Regions from separate parts of the Mus musculus genome. Here regions 2 and 3 are each linked to region 1. Evidence: chromatin loops called from intact Hi-C (ENCODE). Cell type or tissue: left cerebral cortex. All regions are shown on one strand.

Evidence for each region. A loop is a pair of places that touch in the nucleus more often than their neighbours do. Peaks named below come from ENCODE experiments on the same cell type or tissue, not always from the same donor. Only the 100,000 strongest peaks of a DNase experiment are listed, where the experiment ranks them.
Region 2: a loop joins it to region 1, with 6 times the contacts of the local background. A loop is called at or near these places in 38 of 42 quality-filtered maps.
Region 3: it touches region 1 in a loop (2.9-fold over the local background); 7 of 42 quality-filtered maps call a loop at or near these places.

Annotation. Positions count from the first base shown.
Region 1 is chr15:96,540,893-96,544,892 of GRCm38, forward strand. No RefSeq gene overlaps it. Among named protein-coding and RNA genes, the nearest start is that of Gm32406, 36 kb to the left of the region's middle. In left cerebral cortex, a CTCF peak has its summit at 2,353 (motif pointing right); DNase peaks (open chromatin) are centred at 1,480 and 2,390; H3K4me3 peaks cover 664 bases; H3K27ac peaks cover 847 bases.
Region 2 is chr15:96,665,317-96,669,316 of GRCm38, forward strand. No RefSeq gene overlaps it. Among named protein-coding and RNA genes, the nearest start is that of Gm22045, 4.5 kb to the right of the region's middle. In left cerebral cortex, CTCF peaks have their summits at 774 (motif pointing left) and 1,590 (motif pointing left); DNase peaks (open chromatin) are centred at 773 and 1,568; H3K4me3 peaks cover 431 bases.
Region 3 is chr15:97,185,656-97,189,655 of GRCm38, forward strand. It overlaps Gm33253 (a long non-coding RNA gene), which reads left to right. Exons shown (of 4, transcript XR_003951518.1): 3 at 2,453-2,709. Gm33205 (a long non-coding RNA gene) reads right to left here. Exons shown (of 4, transcript XR_875636.1): 4 at 1,760-2,163. Among named protein-coding and RNA genes, the nearest start is that of Gm33253, 4.6 kb to the left of the region's middle. In left cerebral cortex, a CTCF peak has its summit at 2,363 (motif pointing left); no DNase peak of the experiment used is centred here.

The DNA.
Region 1 (4,000 bases):
GCACTATATCTGACTGGAGCCTGTCATTCCTGCGATCCTGGTTGTGTCAGAACTCCTCAGAGTCAAGCTTTCTCTGTGATCCTGTGATTCTGGGATCCTGCAATCCTGAGATCCTGGGTGTGTCAGAGCTGGGAGACTCATTCTTTTTCTTTTTTTTTAGATTAATTTTTTTCCATTTTTTATTAGGTATTTAGCTCATTTACATTTCCAATGCTATACCAAAAGTCCCCCATACCCACCCACCCCCACTCCCCTACCCACCCACTCCCCCTTTTTGGCCCTGGCGTTCCCCTGTACTGGGGCATATAAAGTTTGCGTGTCCAATGGGCCTCTCTTTCCAGTGATGGCCGACTAGGCCATCTTTTGATACATATGCAGCTAGAGTCAAGAGCTCCGGGGTACTGGTTAGTTCATAATGTTGTTCCACCTATAGGGTTGCAGATCCCTTTAGCTCCTTGGGTACTTTCTCTAGCTCCTCCATTGGGAGCCCTGTGATCCATCCATTAGCTGACTGTGAGCATACACTTCTGTGAGACTCATTCTTTTTAATGACAGTGTAACTCCTACTTCTTATAGGAGTACCCCATGAGCATACATTATATTTTTGTTGTTTTGTTTTTGCAAACGATGAAATGAACATGTCCACCGGGTTAAGCAGCATTAGCCCATGGATGATGAGAGAGAAAAGATTACCAAGCAGAGTTGCCGGTTCAAACCATACACGCGACATGCGTTTTGATAATGCTGACCTTGGACCATAGAGCTTAAGCATTAGATAATCGTTTATAAATTACATAGTTGATTTTTCAATAAGTAGGTTTTAGATATGAATGACTTTGGAAGGAAGAACAATTTAAATACGTGCATGCAAGATCAAAAACTAGCAGATGCGGGAGGCAGAGGGTTGTGGGAGCAGGAAAAGCTTACAAAAATCATTTGGTCATTATTTAGAAGATGCTTGCATTTAAACAATAGTAAGATGCAAAGTGGTGCTCGGCATCAAAGGCCACAGTGAGTCGCCATTTCACATCAGAGGAGAAGCAGCAGAGCATTAAGGCATCCATGGCAGACTCTTAATAACTCGGTGGTTCAGGGAAAACGGATCCCATCTCTTTGTTCTTCGGGCTGCAGAAAAGGAAAACTAATGGCACCCACTTCTTTCAGTTCTAATGAGATGGATGAACAGATACGAACCACACTGGACAGCAAGCTTTGTAAGTGCTCAGTGTTGGACATAGGCTTAGTAGAGTTAGAATGATGGGGGGAGACAAGGTTACAGAGTAAACTAGCGGGTGGGTAACATCTTCAAGACTAAGACTGAAACAAAGTAACGGGAGGACTAGACCCGGAAGATGCTTGTCTGCCCACAGCCTCCTACACCACCACGGAGGGGACTGACCCTTTGTTTTCTATGAAACAGTTGTTCTTGGCTTCACTTTAGGGGAAGCACGTGGCTCAGTGTAGGATGAGACTGATTTTGGCAACTGAATGGAACATTAGCATGTTAAGGCTGATTATGAAAAACAATGGCAAGAAGGGCCATTGATTAAAACATCCTAATACAATACAATACAATACAATACAATACAATACAATACAATACAAGAAAAGCGATTGTTCAGCGGCGAATGCCATTTTTTATGTTCAGATAAGCTCTTCTGTTCATTCATGGGAATAATAAGGATTTTGGCAAATATTATAATGCTTTCAATTTGAGAAGAGCTTAGAATTTGCATTACTTTGCATACTAATGAGAATTTTTACTATTGTATAGAACCATATGTATGCATTTATATGTGCCATATTTTGGTGTTCCAATTAACTTATGTATAATGATGTCAGTAGTGATTTTATGTGCTTAGAATTTTTTGGCAAAAATTTCAGTTTCATGGGACTGATTTTTTTTTTTATTGTGCAGCCTAATTAATCACTAGTGTTGAGAAAAAAATCAAAACTTCAAACTTAATAAACATGCAGTTACGATCAGGCAGTTTTGGAGAAAACATACTGAGGAAGGACATACAAAATTAATCCCTGTTGAAATAATAATTTTATAATAATAGGACCTATAAAAGAAGCCATGTAAGTATCTGGTACTACTACAGTCAATTTCTGAGAGATACAGTATACACAAATCTGTCTAGGGAGAGTAAAATTGTTATTTTTAGCTTATAAACTTCTCAGGGAGAAAACGGTTTAAATAATAAAGCACTCTTTTCCCAAAACGCAAATGAATGAATTGATAGATGTTAATATAAAAGCAAAACAAAACCTTAGGTTTTCTACCTACACGCCACTCGAATACAAACCTCCTAAATTTGTTCACTGAGCAAACCCTGGGAATCCAGACGGTGGCGCTGTTCTCACGGAGGAGAGCAGGCTACAACTCTTTCTACTGCGTTCTCTCTTTACTCTTTATCTACAAATTAAGCTGTTAAACAACAAAACAAAATAATCCAACTTCCATTTGTAGCTTCCTTTTCAACTGATGCTTTTTAAACGTTCGGTTATTTCGATCTGCAGTGATTGGTCGGCAGTGTACTCAGCAAAAGGACCGTGTGGCGTGATTCTGATGGTGGGTAGCGATATGAAAATACAGGCGCTGCTCTTTGTATCTGAACAAAGATAAGGAGAAGCCTTCGAAGATGCAAAAAAAAAAAAAAAAAAAAAAAAGACCTGCAGAAAAAATATGAAGGGTTGAGACAAACAATTACCAACGTGCTTAAAATAGAAACGCGCTGAGGCCACAAGGAAGAGGGTTAGGCAGCTGGGTGAACGCGGTTACCTGAAACCACGTGGCTGCAGCTGCTGGCCTGTCACTCTGCTTTTAGCCTCTTTGGTGTCAAAGTCTACGCAGAGAAAAGTAAACGCTTGCATGTTTTATTCTCAGAAGTGACTCCTTAAAAGTCGGAAATTTCCCTTTCTATAAAATGTCCTTTTCCTTTTCCTGCTTTGTTTGGAACGGTGGCGTATCTGCAATCCCTACACTCTGCCAGGAAGTTGAGTTGTATTGTCAAAAGGTTGAGGCCAGTCTGGGGTACTAAAAACTGGTATCTGTAAAAAAAGGTATTTTTGCAGATTTTTTTTTGTTTCATATCGCTTATGTGGGTTGTTTTTTTTTTTGTTTTGTTTTGTTTTTGTTTGTTACTTTCTCTTACTGACCTTTTGTTTATATATTATAGTTTTTTATTTTTTTGTTTTTAATAAGGTTGTGTGTGCGCGTGTGTTGTGCTTTTTCCCTTTTTAAATTTTTACATTCTGGTATTTTTTTTTGGGAGGGTTGCCTGTTTGTTTTCTAAAAAGAGAGCGAGAAAGGGGTCTGAGTTTGGTGGGTGGGGAGTTGGGGGGGGCTGGGAGGAACTGGAGGAGAGGAAACACTGATCAGAATACATTGTATGTAAAATAATTTCAAAAAATACATATGCAAAAAAGAAAAACCTATTGCCACAAAGGCTGCCAAAGAATTCAATAATTTAATAATATTCAGATAGCACTCTTGACAAATCTGGCTACTTAAGGGGAAGGTATTAACAGGGAATTATTTGAATTAGGTAAAATGTTTCTTAGACCAGAATTAAAGCAGTTTCTGTGAATGGAAGGCTGTGTCTCTAACATGAGTGGTTTTCCCTGCTATTCCTTGCACAGTAAAAGTAGTGTCTGATTGTCCCTGGAAACCAGTTATTCCTTCTCTGAAGATCAGAGCCATGCTACCCATCCTCAACTGAAATGTCCACATCCATTTGTGAACTACTTTTTGTTTCTTAGTAGTGTAGACAATATTGTGAACTCAGAGAGGAATGCAAAGACAGGGATTCCAGGATCGCCAACCACTCACTTTGAGAAAAAGATGGAAAGGGATTAGTAAGCCTTAAAGGAAAAAAAAAAATAGGAAAATTGTAGCAAAATGTCAAACAGCTGGGCAGTGGTGGCACACACCTTTAATCCCAGCACTTGGGAGGCAGAGGCAGGCAGATTTCTGAGTTTGAGGTCATCCTGGCCT
Region 2 (4,000 bases), 120 kb after region 1:
AAGATGCGCCTATTCTCATAAGAGACTTGTTGTGCCAGGGTGAGAGATACCCAGGGGGGCCTCCATCTGCTCAGAGGAGAAGGCAGGAGGGAGGAAGGATTGTGGGAGGAGGTGACCAGGAGGGGGCAGGGAGTGGGATGTAAAGTGAATAAACAACAACAACAACAATAATTCAAATATATATGTATATCTAATAATAATTTAAATAATTAAAATATATGTAAATATATATGTAAATGTATATATATGTATTTCATATATATATGAAAATGGACACAGTTTCTTTTTCATCTATACAAAGGAATGTTATACAACTGTGAAGAAAACTAAAGTCATGAAATTTGCAAGACATCAGATGCAACTGTAAAACATTACATTCCAGGAAACAAGCAGACTCAGACAAATACAACATAATGTCTCTTGTATGTAGGACCTGAATTTTTTATAATATATATGCACATGTATGTATATAAGTGAGTGTATTCATTTATGTGTGTGCATTATTAAACTAAATGGGATCATGGGAAGAAAGGAAGGAGAAACATGACAGTAATAAAATACAAATGATAGGAAAGAATAGGAAAGTATTGGGGGGGGAGGAAGGGAACTAAGGACACAATGGATAATGTGTTACAAAGTCACTATGAAGCTCGTTACTTTGTATGTTAACTTAAAACAGTAACTCTACACACCATTTAGGGGAAGCCTGTCTTTGCTACTTACAGAGCAAAGCCCCAAGGGTTGTTACGTGGGGTTAGGAAGCACTGCCCCCTAGAGGTCATCTACATGATCTAAGCAGACTGGTTTCTTATACAATAGAAAGTGGAGAGTTCTTGGAAGATGCCGAATGTATTTTCTGACTTGTGGAGATCCAAGAATTCAGTTGGAATGCACTCAATAATTAGTCATGTAAAAGGGTCTTACATTTGAGATGAATCCAACCTGAAAACTTCCTTCCTGAGTTCTAGTTTTCCTTGGTACCAGAAAACACTGTGCAAATTGCTAAGGGTGGAAAGAAATGAATAGTCCTACCAGCTGCAACCTCTATGAACCACACAATGAACGGCAGAATGAGACACCTGTAAAGGCACCATCGTGGCGCTTAAATGTCGGTGGTAACCAAGAGCTGTCTAACTGAACTTAATGCCTTCTTAACGGGAAGCAAATCATGTGATACTGAAAACCTAGCCAGTTTCCCAGAGCTAGTAAGGTCATGGACATTAGGGGAAAAAACCCCTACTATTGCCATTTTGCTAGACAGAGGTACATAATTCCTTAAAACATCGTAAATCCTATCATTATACCACAGATACAATGTAACCATCAGCCCTCATCAGTAAAGCCTCTCCTCACAGCAAATGGAGAGTATCCCAGAAAACTGCAACTGGATACAAAGTAGCCCCAACAGAAAATCTACATTGCAGCTCCTGCATCTATGGCAAAGGAAACATCGAAGAAGAATGTATGAGCCAGAACTCCATAGTCGGCTGTGAAACAGTCTCACCTAGAAGGATTGTACAAACAAAACCAGAACAGCGGCATTATCGATGGACCTGGACAGGGACGTTTCACAGGGTGCCCCCTAGCGGAGAATTACAGGAACAAGAAAGGCTGAGAAAGACAGAATTAGCCTCTCAGGGAAGAGTGCCCTAATTGGTTGTCTAGTACAGAGTGAACATCACTGGCAAACAACATAAACGGACACAACAGGTTATTTCTATATATTTATGTATACATATACACATATGTGCATGTGTGTAACAATAATAAAGAGAAAGAGAAAAGAAGCTAGCGATTTGAGAGTGGGAGGGACATAGGAGGGGGTTAGAGGAAGGCAAAGGAAGGGGAGAAAGTGATGTAATGTTATTTTAATCGAAAAAAATATATAAAGAAGTAGAAAAACCAGATTCTCCAATCTGCAAAAAGGTTTAACGGTAAAAGAGAGAGTCTCTCATAAAAAGAAAAAGAAAGGAAGTTTGAAGAAAATTTCTCTTTGATTAGAGATGTAATCTAGTGAGAGGTTCAAGAGTGGAAGAAGCCAGCATTTTCCTGGATTATTAAGATGCCGCTAGTGGAGTAGAAGCCCTTGATGGTGTGGGGCAGGACTCATCTGTGGCAGCCTTTTCCTACAAGAGCTCCTTGGAAGAGCAGGTGTGCCCAGCCTACTGAGAGTGAGGAGATGACCTAGAGCAGGGGGTGCTCAGTGGGCAGCAGAGTGATGGCTTTGGTGGACCAGGAATGGCTGAGGTGATAGCCAGGGAGGTGAGGAAGCTCTTCTGGGGCACCACTTACAACATGGGGGCCAGCGGGTTAGCCTCTTCCACCCCCTCCCTAACCCCTCCCAACCGTCTTCCTTTGGATTGCTCCTCCCAGATGATCTGTGGTCATGGGAACCAGAATTCTCTGTAACACAGCACCACCAGCCTTTAGGAAGAAGGTTCTGGAGAGGAGAGATGAGACTAGGAAGCACCAGGAAGCTGTCTCCTGGTTCAGACAGCCGGCCTCATGGAAGAATCATTTGAAGCCAGGCTTGGGCAGAAATTTGCAGGTAGCTTTGCTGACTCTGAGCTCTAACGTGAGCCATCATGTGGTTGCTGGGATTTGAACTCATGGCCTTCAGAAGAGTAGTCGGAGCTCTTAACCACTGAGCTCACCAGCTCTCTGAGCTCTAATGTAACAGCAGTTTCACCCCCAACTTACTTCCACCCCTTAGCTTCTGGCAGGAAGTTGTGTTTTTATTCCCAAAGAAGTGTATACACACTGGGGGAGGGGATGAAGAGAGGCAAATTAATAGTGATAGTCAATAAATTAACAAACCAGTATTGGGATGTGCTTGGTGACTGCTGCCCATCAGCACATAGGTACAAGGAAGCAGGCAGGATTGTGGCGCACCCCTTTCCTTACTGTGGGTCTCCCTACTTCTGGCTGAAGGAACTTCTAGAACATTAGAGAGTCCAGGGCTTTTTCCTCCCTTTGTTTCTCCTTCTTCTTCTGGGATCGGACACGAAGACTAGAGCGTTCTAATGGGGGCGTTGGGACATCTGCATGTCCAGGGCAGGATACGTGCTCAGAAGAAAACCTAGGAAGGCTGTACACGTTCACCGGGAGCAATGCTCTCGGCGCAGAAGTAGCCACTGCAACCAAAGCCAACAAGCCAAGGGAGGCAAAAAGCCTAACAGTGCTGAAGGGAGGAGGGTGTGCGGTGCAGCTTACCACACAGTCGGGCTGAAGCCCTAGGTTCCAACACCAACGAGAAAAGCACAAAGTATGCAGAGAACTAAGCATGCAAGATCTATTGGCTGGGTGTGACTGCACACTCGTGATCCCAGTCCTTGGGAGGCCGAGTCAGGACGGCAGGATTTCAAAATTACCCCCTGCTGTGTTAAGTTCCAGGCCAGGCTGGGCCTCACAAGACTGTTTCAAAAAAAAAAAAAAAACCAAACAAACAGAAAACTCATGTGTGTGGGGGGTGGATGAACCAAAAAAAATGTCTCTGAAAAACATTTAATGGTGGATCTTCTAGACTCAGACGTTAGAACCCTTGCCTTATAGGCAGGCACAGTATTGGTAGGTGCTCAAAGGACTGAGAGAGGATATGCAGAATATCACACACTAAACACACACACACCAGAAATACTTGAGACAAGGAAAGCTATTAATAAAGAGCTAGAAACTTAAAAATAAATGCCGGAGCAGAAAAATACAATAAATAATTTTTTTTAAATCACAAAAGGAATCAAAACCACGTTTGGGCAAGCAGAAGAAAGCCTTGGGAAACTTGAAGATAGGAGAAGGGAAATTGCAGAGACCTGCACTTAGAAAGGAAACATTGAAGAAATCCCTAATGAGGTCAGAAATAAAATCTGGAGTCGAAGGACCCAACCAATACCACACAAAGAACACAAAGGCACAGCTGAAGTAAGCTGGCCAGGCAGCTGAGCTTCTGCCAAAGGCCGTGCTGGTTGTCACTGCAGCAAGCACACAGAGCCAGAAACGCAGT
Region 3 (4,000 bases), 640 kb after region 1:
AAGGGCACACACACAGTGTAAACAGACTTACACACGAAAATAAAAACAAACCTGACCAAGCCAGCTCAGTCAGTCAACTGGGTCTCCAGGGAGGGAGTGAGGATTGAAAAGAAAAAGCCAATTAGACAACGCTATAACATGGCTCCAACCACGCTGAGGCTGAAGTGGGTTTATTTTATTTTTTTTATATTTTATTTTATTTTATTCCAGTCTGATTTTATACCATTCTAGGTACATACAAAAAATATAGTCAGTCCTAAGACATAAACAGAGTAGCTAAGGAACAAGCAAGGCATAAACAAAGGTCCCACGATTACTGTACTCAGAGTCTTAACAAGACCCATCCAGATAAAAGGACATAGACCTCAGCAGGATTCATCTTGAGCCTACTTCCTTGTGCTATCCCGATGTCAAAATTCCTGCCAAATTCCTAGAAGGCAGCCCCAAAAGCTCTTCACACAAAGCTTTGAAAAAAATCTTTTGTATCAAACTTCGTTTATGAAACCTAACCCGTTCCCTCACGGGTTTATGGGTTGTGTCAGCCTCACATGGAGTCCCCCTTTAACCTCGCTTGCCCGCTGCCTTCCTTCAACCCTATCAAAAGCCGCGAGCTCCTCCTGGTGCCCAGCCAGTTCCTTGGGATGTGGGGTGCAGATGATTGGTCTGAAACTGGAGGCAAACTGAAGCCCAGGTCTTAGCAAAATAAAAGTTCATTTCTCACTCACATAAAATCCAAAACAAGGCTTTCTGGCTGCATGGCAAAAGAGGGGTGGAGATGGAGGAAGACCCTTACCCATACTGTCATTTGAAACTCTAAAGTGGGAGTCTCTAGGACTTTCTCTATGGGGCCTCTAAGATCATCCAGGATGCCCCTGCAGCTGCAAAGGGCGAAAGCCCAGAGAGCGTGCCATTACTTCAAGTCACATTCCACTGACAAGAATTACTCAGAGCCCCATCTGGTTGTAAGGGAGGGCTGGGCTTAGAAAAACAGGTTGAGATTTGTGTGTGTTGTCAGAAAGACAGTCTGCCATCTTTGCTATAGCAAAGTACAAAGGGAGAAAGAAATGAACCACACCCAGGACAGCGAGCAGGCTTGTCGTAGTTAGAAATCACGTCTCTGGGAGAGGAAAATAGGTAGACAAAGGCAGGTAGCTATTAGAGGAAGATTCGTGCCTACTAGTTAAGAATTTTACTTTGAGTTAGCCATGAATTAGACCTTGAAAGAAGCATCAGTCCCACGTGCCTTCCTAATAAGGAAATTCATGATTTTAAAAAGGAGCCGTGGCGTCACTAAGGACTCTTCATGAAACCCTCACAGCCTTTCCAGTTCCCGTCAGTCAGTGTGCGACTGCTGTGGTGGACTTTCAGAACATTGCTGGGGATGGTGGACTGCCATCCATGTTCATTCCTGCCTGTGAAGTTCTTGATTCTTCTCCTTTCTTCTGACCCTTACCATCTGTCTCTAAATTCCCCGGCACACCCCCTGATCCCTCACCCCACCCCCTACCCCACCCCTGCCGCCATGACTGCTGGGACTCATTTTGGCACAACAGTCGGCAACTCAGTGATTATCACCCATCTATTCAGTGCAGAGAAAATGTCATTTACTTCTCTAGGCCTGTATGACATTGCACCAACCATAAATTAATCTTCACCACACAGCACTCGAGGGTGACATTTTGACACCTTTTTTAACATGTCAAAAAAAATACAATTTCCTTTCAAATAAGTCAATACAAAAGATTTGTCACTGTTCTCCATGACAATTTATTACATCTTGATCAACATTCCCTATTTTTAGGGGGCCAAGCGGGGAGGAATCTTTGACTTTATAATAGGGATCAACGGGAAAAGGAAATTTGCTTCATAGAAATTCACATCTGCAGTCAACTTTAGTCTTTAATTCTTTTATTTAGTGTGTGTGTGTGTGTGTGTGTGTGTGTGTGTGTGTGTGTGTGTGTGTGATATAGCGCACGTGTGCAAGTCAGAGGACAACTTGCAAGGTTGCTTCCCTCCTTCTGGCTTGTGGGTTCTGAGCATTGAATTCGGGTTGTCCGGTTTGGAGATGAGTGCCTTCTCCTTCTGAGCCATAATCTTGCAGGCTCCACAGTCAACCTTCCGACACTTGCACTTGCTCCGTAATAGAGATGTAGGGGCTTCGTCCTTAAAATGTTTGTGGAGCAAACAGGAAGAACTTCTGAGTTTAGAACACATAAAAACACACATACACACACACTTGTACGCATAAGCCACATTTAAAAAAATAATTTAAAAACAACATAATAGTACATTCACTCTATCTACTGTTTTAATTTTCTGTAGATTTCAAAAATTTGATTTTTGGTCCCCCCATGCTGGAGAATCACTGTTGTTAGTGCGCCATCTAGTGGGTATGTTGCATGATTTAATTTTTTATTTTTTTTATTTTTTTTATTTTTTATTTTTTCCTTAGGCTTTGTTGGGGTAGAAGAGGCTTTCAACGATCCAATGAGCTCTCTTTGGAAGGACATGGGGATCAGACTGTTGTATAACACAGACAATGGCAAAATGTGGAATCATCCAAAAATTTACCAGCGAGCCACAGAAATCCTTACTTAGTCAATATAATTGAAGAATGAAAGATCAGAACAAGTCAACGTATTCGTTGGGTGATCATACAGAAGGCACAAATCACCTGCACACCAGCAGTTTACCTAAAGCCTAAATACGGTAAAATGTGTTTGACACTACACGTAAATTATAGTTAGCTTTATTCTTGATCTGAAAGGATACTTTTAGGTCCCCACAGATCTACTCTTTAAATAGATATGCTCTATGCTAAAGAACCAAGGTGTGTCTCTGAGCTTTCTGCTTGCTTAAAGTTAAAGTTAAAAGTGATGATCTTGTATTTGTCAAGGAGCAGGGTGTGAAGGACGGTGCGTTTGTCACTTTAATTGACCCTTTGCGGATCTATACCTATTTTCACACGCTCCTATATATTGACGTTTAGTACTGAATACTCAATAAAGACAGAGATAAATGAGAGCCATTTGTGCTGCTTAGTTATAGACTGGCCTTCAGAGCCCTGCTTTTCCATCGCTACGTAAAGGGGGAGGGGCTTCCTTCCGCAGCTCCGTGGTCTTTCACAGACAGTGTATGAGGGAAGGCACAGCGGCTGTATGCGAGGACAAAACCACAAAATCGTGCGCAGCGGCCATGTAAAGATAATATGGAGAACGGGCATAAGAATGGGTGGCCGCATGCTCGCCCAGACACAGAGCAGACACTGTGTCACTCTTACCATGACAGATGTTGCAATCATGATTATGAAGGAACCATTGTCACGTATGCAATTGTTGCAGGAGACTTGCCTTTAAGTAGACGCTGAGAAAGGGAGACCAGAACCTGTCACTCACATTCTTAATATGGGGGAGGGGAAACACTCTGATGCTTTGCCCCCTTTGATCTTGTCAGCAAACTGGCAGAGAGCCTTTGACAAGTGAAGTGTCTGGAGTTAAGTAAGACCCACTCCTGAGTAAGACCTAAGTGTCTGATTCCGAAGGCCCTGTTCACAGATGTGGCCGAAAGTACCTTAAAGCCATGTACCGGATGCACACACTGTGTGTGATTCTCAATGACACGCACTCAGGAGCCGGGGAGCCAAGCGGACTTTTCCTAGTTGCAGCAATGAAGCCATCAGGTGGGCAGAGCATCCACAGCAGTTAACCTGGACATGCTATCGATTGGGTCAGTAATGGCTGACCTGCTGATGTGGCAGAAGCCAGGCTTACAATCACTGGGGAAACATGATCTTTAAATGCTGAGGTAGATACATGCTTTGCCAGGGTTTTTAAAGGATGTAGATATCACCATTCGGGCATATTTACTCCTTCAGGTTTCCTCCCAATGACCAACATCCAGAATGTCTTATAACATGCATTACCGTACAGCAGTTTTAACCAATGTCCGTTACCAATGTCCGTTAGACCAAGATATCAGGTTAGTAATTTTACCTGACACG